Linked DNA regions of Mus musculus: region 2 is linked to region 1. The links are chromatin loops, found by intact Hi-C in ENCODE. Cell type or tissue: heart. All regions are shown on one strand. Links, peaks and the distances in the headings refer to the core of each region. The heading gives the core; the rest is flanking DNA. Region 1 holds the start of Nup35 (nucleoporin 35). Region 2 holds the start of Nckap1 (NCK-associated protein 1).

The links. A loop is a pair of places that touch in the nucleus more often than their neighbours do. Peaks named below come from ENCODE experiments on the same cell type or tissue, not always from the same donor. Only the 100,000 strongest peaks of a DNase experiment are listed, where the experiment ranks them.
Region 2: it touches region 1 in a loop (8-fold over the local background); 15 of 42 quality-filtered maps call a loop at or near these places.

What each region holds. Positions count from the first base shown.
Region 1 is chr2:80,634,174-80,642,512 of GRCm38, reverse strand. Nup35 (nucleoporin 35) reads right to left here and starts at 3,701. Exons shown (of 9, transcript NM_027091.4): 1 at 3,581-3,701. The coding sequence starts at 3,620. In heart, for the core only: no CTCF peak of the experiment used is centred there; a DNase peak (open chromatin) is centred at 3,742; H3K4me3 peaks cover 1,873 bases; H3K27ac peaks cover 997 bases.
Region 2 is chr2:80,576,020-80,584,358 of GRCm38, reverse strand. It overlaps Nckap1 (NCK-associated protein 1), which reads left to right and starts at 3,177. Exons shown (of 31, transcript NM_016965.3): 1 at 3,177-3,501. The coding sequence starts at 3,394. It also overlaps the pseudogene Gm13688. In heart, for the core only: CTCF peaks have their summits at 2,825 and 3,034; DNase peaks (open chromatin) are centred at 2,778 and 3,128; H3K4me3 peaks cover 3,343 bases; H3K27ac peaks cover 2,456 bases.

The DNA of each region.
Region 1 (8,339 bases), core at 197-8,196:
TGAACTGTATTTGAATTTATTTTATAAGCTATTATGAATTCCAAAATGTGAAATAGTCTTGTATTCACAATATTAATCTTTCACCTGTATTTTACGATGCTAGAGATCCAATCCAGAGCATTTGCTCATGTTATACAAGCTCCCACAAGGTACATCCACAAGGCTAATCTTTGGCAGGTGTTCTTAGTTATACTATTTCATGGATTTAAAAGCATCATTTTGAAAACCTTAGCTTATTATTTAAAAAGAAATCTCTAATAAAAGCAGAATAATTTATTTCTATATCTGTGTTTCTACTATGCACCTAAAAACAAGAATACACCAATCTTTATACAAATATTGGAAAATCAGAAACAATAAAAATGTAATAATCATGCACACCTTACCACACTAAGGACGCTAGAACTTACCTTCTAATTCAGAAATACAGTAAAAGGAGTTATAAAACTTATTTTCAGCCAGGCATGGTGGCGCACGCCTTTAATCCCAGCACCTGGGAGGCAGAGGCAGGTGGATTTCTGAGTTCGAGGCTAGCCTGGTCTACCGATTGAGTTCCAGGACAGCCAGGGCTACACAGAGAAACCCTGTCTGGAAACAAACAAAAACTTACTTTCAGATCATTTATCTTAAATTCATTAAAAACAACCTTTAGAAAACTGTAATCAGCAAAAGTTTCCCTAACATAAAACCAATCTAAAGAAAGAATATTTTGTAACCATCAATTCAAAATTACTCTTCTAGGGTTGAAGAGATGCCTCAGTAGTTACAATCACTGGCTGCTGTTCCAGATTGACTCCCCAGTGTCCAAATGGTGGCTTACAAAACTCCAGTTCCACGAAATCCGATGCCCTCTTTTGGCTTCCTCAGATGCCAGGCACACAGGTGGTACAGGACATTAATACAAACAAAACACCCAAGCACATATAAAAAACAAATACATATTTTTTTTAAAAATTAACCTTCTCAAGCAGCAGCAATGATTATTCCCATTTTTAGAATAAGAAAACTAACTGAATGACTCAGTAAAATTAAGCAGTAAGAAAGACATAAGCCACATAGAGATGTAGACTCAGGTTCTCTTAGCAAAATGAGCATAAGGGTGGAATCCACTCACAGCTTTTATTACTTTTATCACAAGCAGAGCACTTGATCTGATAGCTAACATTCAGTAAGGACTTCATAATCCACCAGCATCTTATGATACAAAACCTTTGTAAAGTGGTAACGAAGACTTGCATGTCTACTGATGAACACTTCATTTTCTGGCTTAGGGAGTAAGCCTTTGTATGATTTATTGTATTCAGAGAAGTCTGATGTCTGGTATGAGAGTTATGTGGTTTTTACTAACTATTGCTTAACTTCTAAATAGCCTAAATACTTGTTTTCTGATATTCAAAAGCTTTTAATAGCATACCCTTCCTCTTTTTTTCCATTATTAATGCAGATCTGGATACTAACAGTTTAAGTTTAAAAAGAGGGATGAAAAAACAAAATAACTCAGAAGAATAAAACAAGTATCAAAAAAGCTGTAAGGCTGGATGGTGGTGGCCTTTAATTCCAGCACTCGTGAGAAAGAGGCAGGCAGGTCTCTAAGTTCGAGGTCAGCTGGTCAACAAAGTGAGTTCCAGTCAGCCAGGGGCTATATATATAGAGAAACCCTGTCTTGAAACTCCCATCCTCACCCCTCCCTCCCCCTCGGGGGAAAAATGTATACACACACACAAACACACACACACACTAAGGTGTAAAAAGAAAATTGTAATTCTTTTGTAAAGCACTAGTTATGTTACATAGTGCTACTACGTATCTCAAAAGAAAGTTAAACAGGGCATTGTGATGCATGCCTTTAATACCAGCACTAGGGAGGCAGAGGCAGGCGGATTTCTGAGTTCGAGGCCAGCCTGGTCTACAGAGTGAGTTCCAGGACAGCCAGGGCTATACAGAGAAACCCTGTCTCAAAAAAAAAAAAAAAAGTAAGTTAAACTCAAACCAGAAGTCTCAACAAAAGCATATTCTAAATAGATATTTAGAAAAGACCTGTAACAAAATACAAAGGTTTTGGTAACATCACAACTATCATCTACAAGAGGGGTAGGAAAACTGTGACAACTGTAAGAGTTATCAAGGTGTGGTGAGATGGTTCAATGGGTCAAAGTCCTTGCCATTAAGCCTAAATTCAGTCCCAGGACACACAACACATCCATACACTTGCACATTATATAACAATCTAATTAGGTCAAGAAAAAACTCAGCTACCTAAATACACCGTGATAAAGTAGGAAGCCAGACTGCCACTAACCATTCCTTCATGACTAAACATAAAGGCTTAATGATTGCTGCATCCTGCACGTCTGAAATTCCACTTCTCAATCTCTGCCCCTAAATGTTAATTCCTTCACTGACTTCCTCAGAGAGGAGTGCCTGGGTGAGGTGCCAAGAGGATGTCAGACCAGCAGACACCTAAAACACGTGCAACATGTGACTCTGAACAGTTAATATCAGACAAAGTCAGAGCCTAAGCTAGGCAATATACAAGAATGTGTTCACATTTCTTACACCTGAAAATATGCTCTCCAAAATGTCACTGTTGGACAGAAAAACTGGAACTGCCCTGATCTCTAAATAATATGAAAAAAAAAATCAGAAAACAAGTTTTAATGCAACAGTGTATCTACATTATTAGCATTATTGGTTCAGTTTTTATGATAAACAAAATCAAGTTATGTCATTCTTTTTTCCCTTTTTGGTTTGGTTTTAATACAAGTTTTCTCGGTATAATCCTGGCTGTCCTGAAACTCACTTTGTAGACCAGGCTGTCCTCGAACTCAGAAATCCCACCTGCCTCTGCCTCCCAAGTGCTGGGATTAAAGGCGTGCGCCACCACTGCCCGGCTGCAACTCTATTCTTAAAACAACTTTTTACCCAAAACGTGGCAAGCATTACATGCCTTTTGAATCTACAAAGTTAGTTCTACACAATAAATACAATGCTTACTCTCTTTACCAAGCTTAGAGAGTTATAAACTAATAATACTACGATACGTCTAGGAAACTGTAGACAGGTTTTGTTTGTTTTCTGTTGTAGAATATGACCATTGTCACTACTCACAAAACTCAGCGGGAGTGGAGAATCAACATGTTAATTGGTTTGTTTTTTCTCCAAATACGGCATATTCGGAACGTTTCCCCAACAAATAATGGGGATAATTCTTTAGAATCAGCAGTCGTCCAATAGAGTCAAGTTCCAAAGTAAAAGGCGGGGGAGCCGGGCGAGCCAGGTTGGTTCTGGGTCATGCATTCATATACAAATTTCTTTTGTGACATTAAGATCCGACCTAGAAACCTAGGTGGCCCAGCGGCAACCGGTTACTACAGCGACCAGTGGCTCACCGCCCATCCTCGTGCATGCTTTCGGGGTACGGGGCAGGTGACCACAGTGCAGCCGGGCGCCGTGCCGGGTTCCCGGGTACCACCGCCCAGATGTCACCGGCCACAGCGCTCCCCGCTCCCTCCGTGGCGTGTGACACCTCCGGGTCAACAGCGCGCTGGCTGTGCCGCCGGGAAAGCCGCGGTCCACTCACCCAACGTGGGCGCCTGGGGATCCACCGCAAACGCTGCCATCGCAACGGCCGCTCCTACTCCAGCAATGAGCTTCCCAGTTTTCAAAAATGGCGGAAACTCTTATCACCGTAAGAGCCGCTCAGCCTTATGGGTTGCGCAACTTCCGGTCATGCTCTCTGCGGAGGCTGAGGGCGCTTCAGCCATTTTGGAAGAGGGCAACCTTCTTTACCATGTCTGGGATGCTAAGGAAGATTTTATGAGGATACCGAGAGCAATGTGAGACGTCTGCTTCTAAGACTAGTAAACCACAGTGGTGGCACACGCCTTTAATCCCGGCACTTGGGAGGCAGAGGCAAGCGGATTTCTGAGTTCCAGGCCAGCCTGGTCTACAGAGTGAGTTCCAGGACAGCCAGGGCTATACAGAGAAACCTTGTCTAGAAAAACCAAATTTAAAAAAAAAAAAAAAAAAAAAGAAGAAAAAGATCTTGGAAAGCCTCCTAATATGTTGTTGTTAATGCTTCATAAAGATTCCTTTGCTCTCTTGATAATTAGTGAGATTTTTGCATCAACTTCCCTAGCACCTATTAAAGTACATTTAATGAAACTATATATTCCTTTCTTTCAACTTGATTCCTGCACTTGATATAAGCCTTTTTTTCTCAAAATATGTTTTCCATCATCATTTCTTGTAGCTTTTTTTGTTTGTTTGTTTTTTTGGTTTTTTTTTTTTTTTGAGACAGGGTTTCTCTGCATCACCTGGTTGTCCTGGAGCTCACTCTGTACACCAGGCTGGCCTTGAACTCAGAAATCCTCCTGCCTCTGCCTCCCAAGTGCTGAGATTAAAGGCATGTGTCACCACTGCCCATGTTAATGATAAGGAAAGCCCTGGAGCCACAGGCATCCTGCCCATGGCATCTGTGTGCTCTCCTCTTCACTCTGCTACCTCTCCTTAGAGTATGTATATTCATGTGCTTATGTGTGTGTTAACATACATTTAGTTTTGGCTGGGCAGTGGGGCACACGCCTTTAATTCCAGCACTTGGATGGCAGAGGAAGGCAGATCAAAGAGTTCAAAGCCAGCCAGGTCTACAGGGGTGTTCCAGGACAGCCAGGGTTACACAGAGAATTCTATCTAAAATAAAAATAAAAATGCAAAAGCCAACAGCCTTGAGCCTGATACTGTGTTAAATTTGTGAGTCACTACAAAGAAGTCAGGTATGAATCATTAGACAGACTTGACCGCTCTTAGGAGAGTGTCATTACAGACTGAGAGACAGCGGTTTCTTCCTGTACAGGCAATACAACAACGCCATGGGGTTAGAGCTGGCTGTCACGTCTTCACAATGATTCCAATATTAAATGACAGATTCCTAGAATTCAATTTTATTTTGTTTGGTTTGGTTCAGTTGAGACCTGTTTTCCCTGCATAGTCCTGGCTGTCCTGGAAGTCACTTTATAAAATAGGCTGGCCTCCATGACTCTGCCTCCAGAGTGCTGGAATTAAAGGTGTGCACCACCACCCACCCACCCAGAATTAAAATCTGAAAACCACTTACATGTTCAGTTTACCTTTTTTAAAAAGGGTGTGCTGAATGCAATGCTGTACAACTTTAATTCCTGCTCTCAGGAGGCAGAGGCAAGTGGATCTCTGCAAGTTCAAAGTCATCGTGGTCTGTATATAGTGAGTTCCAGGAGAGCAAAAGCTATACAGACTCTGCCCCTTCCCCCCCCACACACACACACACAAAAGAATAAATAAATATAAATTTTAAAATAAGTGTGTGTTCTACATATCAAAAGATGCATGCCTTGATCTTGTACATATAAATCAGTGTTTACTCAGCAATGGTCTTTACAGAGACAAAAGCACATGATTTGTGCTGGATCACCAACTAATTGGTAACTTAAAGCATCGAAAAAAAAAAAAACCACATTTTTTTGAAGCCAGAAATCCAGACTATGTTTTAAAGGGCTCCTATCAAGGCAGCAATAGGCCTGGTTTCTTTGGAGATACAAGAGGAGTATGGGTTTCCTTCCACCTTCTAAAGACTATACTTGTCATTTGGCTGCTAGCATCACTCTGTCCAGTCAAAGCCAGAGGCATTGCATTTCCTTCCTCTCCCCTCCCCTCCCTCCCTCCCTCCCTCCCTCCCTCCCTCTCTCTCTCTCTCTCTCTCTCTCTCTCTCTCTCTCTCTCTGACACTTCTTCTTAAAGTTTCTATTATTATGTGACTAACACTACCATAGTGACTCATGTCCCTCTGCCTCCTGTCTAATGGTTCTTAGGGCTCACTCTCAACTCAAATAACCCATTTAGGGAACTAAGTCAATAATCACATCTGTTAAACACTTGTGGATGTTTTGGAGAAGACGGACCATTATCTTTTCTTTCTTACTTTCACTTATCTGTACATATATGAAAAAATTAATTATAAGTTAAAACACTCTTAGAGATTTTTGTTGGTTGGTTGGTTTGGTTTTGGGATTTTGGCTTTTAGAGACAAGGTTTCTCTGTGTAGCCTGGACTGTGCTGGAACTCACTCTGTAAACCAAGCTGGCCTCCAACTCAGAGATCTGCCTGCCTCTGCCTCTGGAGTGGTGGGATTAAAGATGTGAGCCACCACTGCCCAGCTTAGATTACCATCTTTTTTAAAAAATTATTTATGTATATGAGTACACTGTAGCTGTCTTCAGATACACAAAAGGTTATCAGATCCCATTAACAGATGGTGATGGCTATGAGCCACCATATCTCTGGACTTTTCTAGAAGAGCAGTCAGTGCTCTTAACCGATGAGCCACCTCTCCAGCCCCTAGATTAGCATCTTAATTACAATGCTTCTCTTTCTATTTTCTTCTCTGAACCTGTTGAATGAAGTGCACACAGATATCCTCCACATCTATTCTGAATTACTAGTTTACTCAGGACATGAGATCTTAACATGCTGTTTTATACTCTAGATTTTCAAGCTTAGATGGAGAACTCTTTCTTCAAAGCATGGTGTCTGAACAATACAAAACTACTGCTCTAATTATGGAAAAATACAGGAAATGTTCAAGCCAGACCAACTCAGGGTTCTTGCCCACCAGCCTGGCATTTAACAGTACAGGAAACACAGGTGAGAAATTTGGTCTACAAAGAATCCAACTTAAAAATTAATTCAAGGCTGGATACTCAAGAACTTTCTTCTAAAATCAAGTTTTGAAATTTCAGAACTAGATAGCTCAATTTATTCACCTTTAATGAACACAGTGGGTTAAACTTTTGTGTATCTATCACATATATTCATAGTTCATCAACTTTATTAAATCTCCATTAACATATTTATATATAAATACAAAAGTAAGCTCTTAAGATAACTGTCTATTTTGTAAGTATATAAAAACATAATTTTTAAACAGATGGGGCAGAGAGATGGCTCAGTGGTTAAGAATATCTACTGCTCTTCCAAAAAACCAGAGTTCGGTTCCCAGCACCCACACCAGGCAGCTCACACCCACCTATAACTTGAGCTCCAGGGAAGTTATGCACTTACCACACACATACATAGGATTAAAAATAATTTAAAAATTAAAAACAAAAACAAGGAGAGATATCCACCTTTTGTAAGACTTTAAGAAATAATGGAATTTGTCTTCTTCAGACAGAGATCGAAGGGAGGACGCATGATGCCTGGGCGTGTCAGCTCTGCCTTCGGCAGCTTGTACATCGCAGGCTGTCTGTCATTCACCTAGACTGTGATGTTATATAAGCACTCACGTGACTTCACAGTGGCCAAGATCAAGTGATCTCCAGAACAGTTTCATGATGTAAATAAACCATAAGGACCATCTCAAACAAAAATACAAACCCAACAGTTGGCACTGCATTTTGGGGCTCTATAAACAATAATAGCAGAAGCTGTATCTCTATGTGTCTTTGAGTCAACAGTTACAAACAGAAACATGGCGGTTTGCTGATGGTCTCGTTATAGGAAACAACTGACAGAAAATACTCAGCCTGACATCAGTGAAATATGAGCTCAGCTGATTTGCCTTCTCATTTTTTTTAACCAACTAAATGGATACTTTTGCTTTTTGAAAGCTAAGAGTAACTACCAAACTTAAATAACTTTCCTGTGCAATTTTGTTTCTTGGTCTTGTATTCAAATACCAATTAGGTTTAATTGGATATGATAAAGGCTCAGGGAAGTTATAACAGTCAAAACAGACTTCAGGGGAGGCAGAGTTGTCTCGATTCTTGACAGAGTTACATCTGGAATTTACCTTGAGGGGACTTGTTCACGTGTTCAAGAGGGAGAAGAAAGGATGAGTGAGTGACAGGAAACTAGAATTGTGGTTATAAATATGTTATTTTCTGTAATTTTGTTTGACATTTTCTCTCATCTTTTAAATAAGCCCAAATTTTAAGATATTCAAAAGTCATACATTTTTGTCACCACTTATGTGAAAACTATTAGTGAAAAATCAATGAAGCAATTACTCTTTGCCTGATAATTATTTTTATTTAGCCAACACGTAGTTTGCGGAGGACTTTGAACAGTTACTAATCAGGGACACTGGTAACTCCAGGATTTAGTTTACTCATCTGAATCATAGAAAAGTTTAGTGTCAACCTTATATGTAATACGCTGGTTTATTCACCCCAAAATAGGCATGTTATTGCCTTATTACTCAGCAAACTACATAGCAACAAAAACATCAGTCTGGCTTCTCCCATCACTTATTCCACCAAACTGATCTTTCCAAGGTCACTTAACCTCCATGCCACTGAGCCCAG
Region 2 (8,339 bases), core at 24-8,023, 58 kb after region 1:
CAGCCAGGGCTACATAAAGAATCCCTATTTTATGAGGATAGGGGGAAGAAAATAGGCTGAGCAAACCACGAGGAGCAAGCAAGGAAGCACCACTCCTCCATGGTCTCTGTGTCAGCTACTACCTCCAGGTTCCTGCCCTCCTTGAGTTCTTGTCTTGACTTTGATGATGAACTGTGATGTGGAAGTATAAATCCAATAAACTCTTTCCTCCCCAAGTTACTTTGGTTATGGTGTTTTATCATAGCAATAGTAACTGTGGTGGTCTGAATAAGAACGGCCCCGTACAGGTTCATATATTTGAATGTTTAGTCACCAGGGAGTAGCACTATTTGAAAGAATTAGAAGGATTAGGAGGTGTGGCCTTCTTGGAAGAACTGTGTCACTGTGGGTGGGCTTTTGAGGTTTTAAAAGCCCATACCAAGCCTAGAATCTCTCTTTGCCTTTGAATCAGGATGTAGTCTTTAGCACCAACATGCCAGGCTTCCTGCTGTCATGCTTTCTTCCATGGTGATAACAGATTAAGCCTCTGAAACTGTCAGCGAGCCCCCAATTAAATGCTTTCTTTTTTATGAGCTGCTTTAGTCATGGTAGACACATGTCTTCACAGTAATAGGACAGTGACTATGACAATAACCCCAACAAACACATTATCTACAGATTTCTTCTCTTGGCTACTCTAAGGTATAAACAGTTGCAACTATTCAAGTTCATATGGAAGCCAGGCATGCTCTACATGCCTATAATCTCAGCAGGAGAGGAGAACTGTGGTGGTTTGAATGCAAAAGATCCCCATAGGCTCAGGTTCGAACACTTGATTCCCAGCTGGTAGAACTGTTTGGGAAGGATTAGGAACTGTGGCCTTGTTGGAAGAAGTATGGATGGGCTTTGAGGTTTCAAAAGCACATGGCATGCCTAGTTAGGTTTCTGCTTCATACTTGGAGATCAAGTTGTAAGCTCTCAGTTATTGCTCCAGCACCAGGCCTGCCTACCTGCTGCCACCACATCCCTCACAATGGTCATGGACTCTAATGCTCTGAATATGAGTTCTCAATTAAATAAGTTATTTCATATGTTGCCTTGGTTATAGTATTTTAATCACACTATTAAAGTAGCTAAAACAACAACTAAGCCTTCAAGGCCAGCCTGAGTTATAGAGTGAGATGGCATTATAAAAGACAACAAAACAAAACAACATCCTCTTCTACCTCAAACTACAAAGAAACAAAAGTTCTGTAAGAGTTGTTTTACATCTGACAGCCTATTCTGGCCTCTGGGTACACCAGACTTGAGCACAGTGCATTTATTCATGGAGGTCAAAATACACATAAAATAAAATAAAATAAAATCTTTAAAAAATGCTGTTGTCCGCCGTCTTGATAGAAATGATCCCGGTTTCCTAAAGACACACACACCGCTCGTTCCACCCAGCACATGTACATTTTCTTACCTGGCTGTCCCCAATCCCTCACAGCAGCGTTTCCTTCTCAGTGTCCTCTTAATTGTCTCAGACTTCAGCCCCCAGCCTCCGGTAAACTTAAATGCTAACTACCAGCTTATCAAGAAACCAAGTAAGTTAAATGCCTCAATTAGTCAATAACAGAACAAATAGCTCAATAGAGCTCAATAGAGCTAAATAGATGGTCTTTGAGATGAAAAGAGAGAGACGTGAACGGAGGGGGGGGTGGAGGTAGAGAAAGAATATACATTCAAGGTATGTAGCTCTATGTAGACTGCACACCGACAGATAAATGTTAAGATGTTTTTGGCAGGACTAGAACTTTTTTTGTTTTGAGACAGGATTTTTCTGTGTACCTCTGGCTGCCCACCTCTGCCCCCTGAGTGTCAGAAGTCTTTAGAGACAGAGTTTCTCTGTATAGTCCTGGCCTACCTCTGCCTCCCAAGTGCTGAGAAGAAAGGCATGTGCCACCATGCCCAGCCTTCACCAGGAGTATTAAACAGCCCTTAAGGAATTCTGTATACTCTCTGGTAGAGTTCTGGAAGACTAGGCGCTACAGTAGCTTTTTAAAATGTCTTAGAAACAATTTGTTACATTTCACTACAAAGTTGCTTTGGTGAATCCATTTTTTTTTTTTTTTTTTTTTTTGGTTTTTCAATACTGGTTTCTCTGTATAGTCCTGGCTGTCCTGGAACTCACTCTGTAGACCAGGCTGGCCTCGAACTCAGAAATCTGTCTGTCTCTGCCTCCCAAGTGCTGGGATTAAAGGTGTGCAACACCACTGTCCGCCTGTGAATCCATTTTCTTACTAACTTCAGAATGCCTTGTTATAGAAGGTGGTGGGTTGATTGATTTAAATTCATGAATACGATACACAATTAGACTATATTAGGTAAAGCCCCAAATATCCCAAGTCCCCTGGAGTGCAAGTTTTCATTGTAGTCATTCACATGGAGACACAATTTGTTCCAGTTTGAAACCCTGTGTGATGAGGAGTGGACACGGAGTGAGATGATGACAAACAATATTTGGTTGGTGATGGGGTGGAAAAGTAGAATTCCAGAAACGATTGGGATTTATGGTGGAGGCTGGGAGCGAACCCTCTTACTCGGAACAAAATTTGTTTTGTTTTTTATTTTGCTTTTTTATTTTGCTTACCACATGCCAGAGCCTATTCGTGTCTCCTCCGGATGGGTGCTGGTCCATGATAAGTCCCTTCATAATAATCTAAGGAACTCGAGCTGCCCTTACTTCCGACCTCCTTCCTCCGAAGCCAGCTGGAGGCGGGAGCGAGCACCGGGAGGTGGCGAGGCGCTGCCCGCCGTGCGGAGCACACATCTGCCGCGTTCTCCCTGGAGCGTCTGTCAAGGCGTGGGAGGAAAACAAGCTCGGAGCCGCCAGGCTCCTCTCGGGGCCAAAGTCTCCCGAAACACACCGTCCCCGTCCCCACGGCGGTGCGGGCCCTGGGGCGTGGGGAGCGGGGACAACTTCGGGGGAAGTCCAGGACCGCGGCTTGGGGGTCCCCGGAGCGGAGGAGGCGGGGCGGGGCGCTCCGGACCCCGGGCTCCGGCCGCAGTTCTCCCGGCGGCCTCGCGGGGGCGCCGGCGCGGCCGATCAGGTGACCGAGCGCCGGTCCCGGCTGCGGGAAGCCGACTCGTTCTCAGCCGCCGCCGCCGCCGCCACACCTAGCGGAGGAGCCGGGAAAGGCGGCCCGGGAGTGGGGGGTGTACTGGGGCGGAGAGCGCCGCGGGTGGAGGCGGAAGGGCGGCGGGCGGAAGCGAGCGCCGCGGCTGCTGTGTCACGGCGCGGGTGGGCGCACGGCATGGGCGCGCCGCGCTGAGGCGGAGGTCGCGGGCGGGCAGGCGGGCGGGCCTGAGGGAGGCGGCGAGCCGGGGAGTAGCGCGCCCGGCGGCGGTGGCGGCGGCGGCGGCCGCACCATGTCGCGCTCCGTGCTGCAGCCCAGTCAGCAGAAGCTGGCGGAGAAGCTCACCATCCTCAACGACCGGGGCGTCGGCATGCTCACGCGCCTCTACAACATCAAGAAGGTGCGCACGGGCCGGCGAGGCCGGGCGGGGTGCGGCGGGGGAAAAGGCCGCGGGCGCCAGCTCGGCCTGCTCGCGCGGGGCCTCCGGGATGCGCCGCGGCCTAGAGTGAGCCGCGGGGCGGGCAGGCGGGAGCCATTTCCCGGCTCCCGGCGGCGGGAACCGGCCGGGCCGCGCATGGCCGCCGCGGCGCTCTGGTTTGCGGGGAGGAAAGGAGGGCGCGCGGCCTTCCCGGGCTGCGGCGAACGGGCCCGGGGTTCTTGGCTTGCGAGTGTGGGAATGCGGCGATCGACCCTCTGGTCCCCACTTGGCCACTTGATTTTTCGTTCCCTGAATCAAGCCCCTCACCCCCACGACAGCGTGTTGACGTTTGGGATAATTTCATTTTGAAGATGGACCGGAGGGGGAAGTGAGGGTGGAACCGGTTTTCGTCTGAAATACTTGTAGGCTGTGAGTCACTAGAACAGGAATAACCACCTTTACTCCCTACTCCTCCTCATTTTAGTTTTCCCAACCCTATCTGATTAGCACCAAAGCACCATTCCTTAAAGTACAATGGCTGTATAAAATAAAGACCGAGTGTGCTCCCGTTGCTATCTCCTTCGCAACATAGTACGAGGATTTGAGCAACTAGACAGTGGACCCATTGAAAATCTGAGTGTCTTCAGATTAGGGAGTGGAAGGCTGTATCGAAGTGAAGAAAAGTAGATCTAAAGGTGGAAAAGGATTGCCATTAATTTACCTTAGAGGGAAACAACCTCAAATCCATTTATTTTAAGCCTCACTGAATTTGGTAAAGAGAAAAAGTTTCCTTTTGGTACACTTTATACCAGTCCATCCTTGCGGGGTTCTGTGTATCTGTGTCTTTTCTTTAATAATCTTGTTTATAAAATTATATATGTGTGTGTGTGTGTGTGTGTATCTATCTATCTATCTATATATCGTGAAATATACTTTTGACCATATCAAAAGGATATAGGTTGCTTGTGAGTATCCTGAAGATTCTTTTTAAAATTTAGAATCAAAGCATTCCAGTATAAACTTGTTTTATTCAGTTTATACAGTTAGCTTTTGACACTGCAATTCTGAAGCACACTCTCTAAATGAATAATAGTAAACGTTGGGAATGGGATAGCTGTGTTGTTCTGGTTACTCACTTGGCTTTAATGATTGTCTCTACACCCAGCACAGTTTGGAGCTAGGAAGAACCCATTGCGTTTGTGCCATGACCATGACATCCACCCCTTGATCGTAACTTCATGGGGGTTGGAAGAATTAAGCTTGTATACGTTGCAGTGATGAGAGCCTTTGAATTTCACTGCTTAAGAAATTTGGAAATTAAGTTCTATATGCGAAACCCCAGCAAGTCAAATGTTCCTAAAAGCTACCAGACCTGTGGTTTTGTGGTTAGAGGAAATGGTTATGATGGTTTCTAGAAGAGGAAGTGAGAGTAACCTTAAAAGTGATTTGAGTATTTGAGTAAAATACTGTCTTTAATTTGGCCAAGTCACTAAACATTTTTATAGTATAAGTATAAACAAACTTTGATACTTTAATTCCATGGGTAATAGTAAGTGGAATTCTAAGCATTTAAACTTCGGATTCCAGATCGCTGCCTTTTCTCAGTGTTTCTCACTTCCTGTTTTGAGAAACTTCATTCAGGCTCTTGTGTTGACTAGAATGGAAAATGCGTGAATGTGATTGACCTAATTGCCAAGCATTTGAGTTACAGAAATGCTGTATATTTCAGCACGTACATATTTTTTATAGCTTTTTGAAATATTTTTTGCCTCCTTGGCTTCTGGGTTCCTTATGGGAAGAGTAATATTGAGGGCATTATCTAGCTCACAAGGCTTTGATCAGAGCTGGCTGAAATTGACAGTGTTCATGTTAAATGCATCTGATGTTTATTTTGTGAGAGGAAGAGAGAGCAGATGTGTGTGGAGGTTAGAGGAGAGCTTGTGAGAACATTCTTATTCCACCTCAGAGGGTTCCTGGGACCATCAGGCTTAGCTGCAAGTGCCTTTCTGCTCTGAGCCATTTTGCTGGCCTTTTAGGTTGACTTTGAATCCTTTAGCCTGTGGAATTGCCAGCCTACCTCTTCCCAGCTGGCTACAGAGTGAAGCATTTGTTCAGATATCTTGCCAAAGAAGCAAGATCTGTTCCCCATGTGCGTATAAGGTTCATGTTATCTACGTTATTATGACAGTATAAATCACATAATCTTTCATTTACTTTTATTTTTTCTTTTAGATTTTAAAGCTTTATAAGCATGAGTGTTTGGAATGCATGTATCTCTGCAGCATGTGTGTGTGCCTGATGTGCACCAAGGCTAGGAGAAGGTATTAGATCCCCTAGAATGGAATTCAAATGGTGGTGAGCTTCTAAAGCTGGAATAAATGATCTTACACATAGTCCCATCTTTCCTAGTCTAACATCTCCCACTGTCTCAAGTCTTTCACAATCCTACTTAAACACTGCATTTTGTTAGCTAGCTTCACATCTCTCCCATTGAGATGAGAATGTCTCAACACTGGAATAATACACCTGGTACTCCAATGCTAGCGAAAACATTCAGTAGATGGATTAATAGGGAGGAAGCTGTCTCAACATTGACATTACCTAAAAGATTAGCTTATAAGGCCATTCTTTTAAGAGTTATTTGAAATTATCATATATACAGATATATTTACACATTAACAATTTAAGATTTATGAAGTTTGATATTATTAAAATACTACAGTTTTATACTTTAACTATGTAAGTAATATATACATGTAATCATATGTACAGATCTATTTACACATTAACAATTTAAATATTAAAATATTACAGTATTGTACTTTAACAAAGAATAGTTCATCATTGTCTAATTATTTGACAAATTAAGTCTAATTAAGTATACTAAAAAATATACAAGTATACCAAAACCTACAATATTGTTAAATTCTTAGAATCAACTCTTTTTTTTTTTTTTTTTTTTTTTTTTTTGGTTTTTCGAGACAGGGTTTCTCTGTGTAGCCCTGGCTGTCCTAGAACTCACTCTGTAGACCAGGCTGGCCTTGAACTTAGAAATCCGCCTGCCTCTGCCCCCCAAGTACTGGGATCAAAGGTGTGCGCTACCACTGCCGGACCAGTATCAACTCTTAAAATCTTAAGAGCTTACTATATTCACTAACAAATGCAATATTGAAAACAGTGGGTGAAAATTTTAGGTGTGTGGTTACTATTAATTGAACTATTACTTTACTATTAATGAAACAAACTTAGGTTAGTTGTGATTCCTGACTGCATTTCTTGTGCTGCAGGTTACATAGTCTTTCATTGTACAGGTTAATCTTTGATCTTGTGATGTCATACCCCAGATAGTGCTGGGAACCAAGTCCCAGAGCCTGGGCATGCTAGAAATGGACTACTGCCAAGCTAAGTTCCCAGCCTCACTGTTTGTCCTTCAAAATGAAAATTACAGAAGAAAATTTTTATCTCATTGGTTCTCTTCATTCTAATTTTATGTTTTAAGTATACTCCCCATTTTAAGCAAAATGCCCTATTTATTTCGGTTAGTTTTACTTATGCTCTTTTATCTTGTACACGTTAAAATGCACCAGGGACTAAACCTTAACCTTAACCATAGAGGGAGCTGAGGAGACCACGGCGGGGCTGGCTACACGGGCCTGAGAACTGAGTTTATACCCAGTGCTGACCTAAGATGCCAGGGTTTTGATCCCAGCCCCAGGGAGAGAGAGACAGGTGGATTCCTGGAGCTTGGTAGCCACCAGCCAGCCTAACCTAATAGGCCAGCCTGAACCTCCCCAGGTTCCTGTGAGAGACCATGTCTCCAAAAAAAAAGTAACTCCTGAGGAATGACACCAAGGGTGACCTCTGGCCGATATGTGTGCCTGCATGTGCACATACCTTCAATTAACCCACTAAAATTCCACAGGAAAAATAACTGTAATCTGCAATGTTGTTACAAAATATATCTTACTAAAGAAATTTGAGTTAAAATTTTAAATTCTTTCTCCTTTAATACATCACAAGTGCAAACAGAAATCTCCATTCATAATTACAGAAAACATGATGAAAATGATCTTTCCATCCAGGTCCATAGATTTCATCACAAGTAGTCCACAATAAAAAGGGAAATTATTCCTGTGCTAGTACATTTCTGTAAGATTACCACATATTAGTTTTAGTTACATATTCCTTTCAGATGTAAAAAGTGAATTGGATCTATTCATAGCCAGGTTTCTAAAGAAGCTACTATGCATATTTTAGAAGCAGTGAGTTGGCTCAGTGAGCAGAGGCATCATGACTTCAACCAGGCATGGTGACCTGAGAATAATCCTTAATATATGTATGTATATACACATACATACATATATGTACATATAACACACATATATATATAATAGCTGGGAAGTGGTGGTGAACACTCAGGAGATGAAGGCAGGCAGATCTCTGAGTTTGAGGCCAGCCTGGTCCATGCAAGTTCCAAGATAGCCAGGGCTGCACAGAAATCACTGTCTACAAACAAGGAGGAAGAAAAGAGGTGCACAGCTGTCTTCTGACCTCTACGTGTACTCCATGGCACATGTGAGCTTCGTCCCCCACCCCCTTACATACACAAAATAAATCAATTAGAAGGTTTTTGAAGTGGAGAGATGGCTCAGCAGTTATACGCACCAGCTACTCGTCCGTCCGGAGCGTCACGGTTTGTTACCAGCACCCACTTGGTAACGGACAACTGTTCTTAACGTCAGTTCCTGAGGATCTGACACTCTCTCTGGCCTCTAGCGGTCCCAGGCATGTCCGTAGTGCACAGGCAGGAATGGAAAATG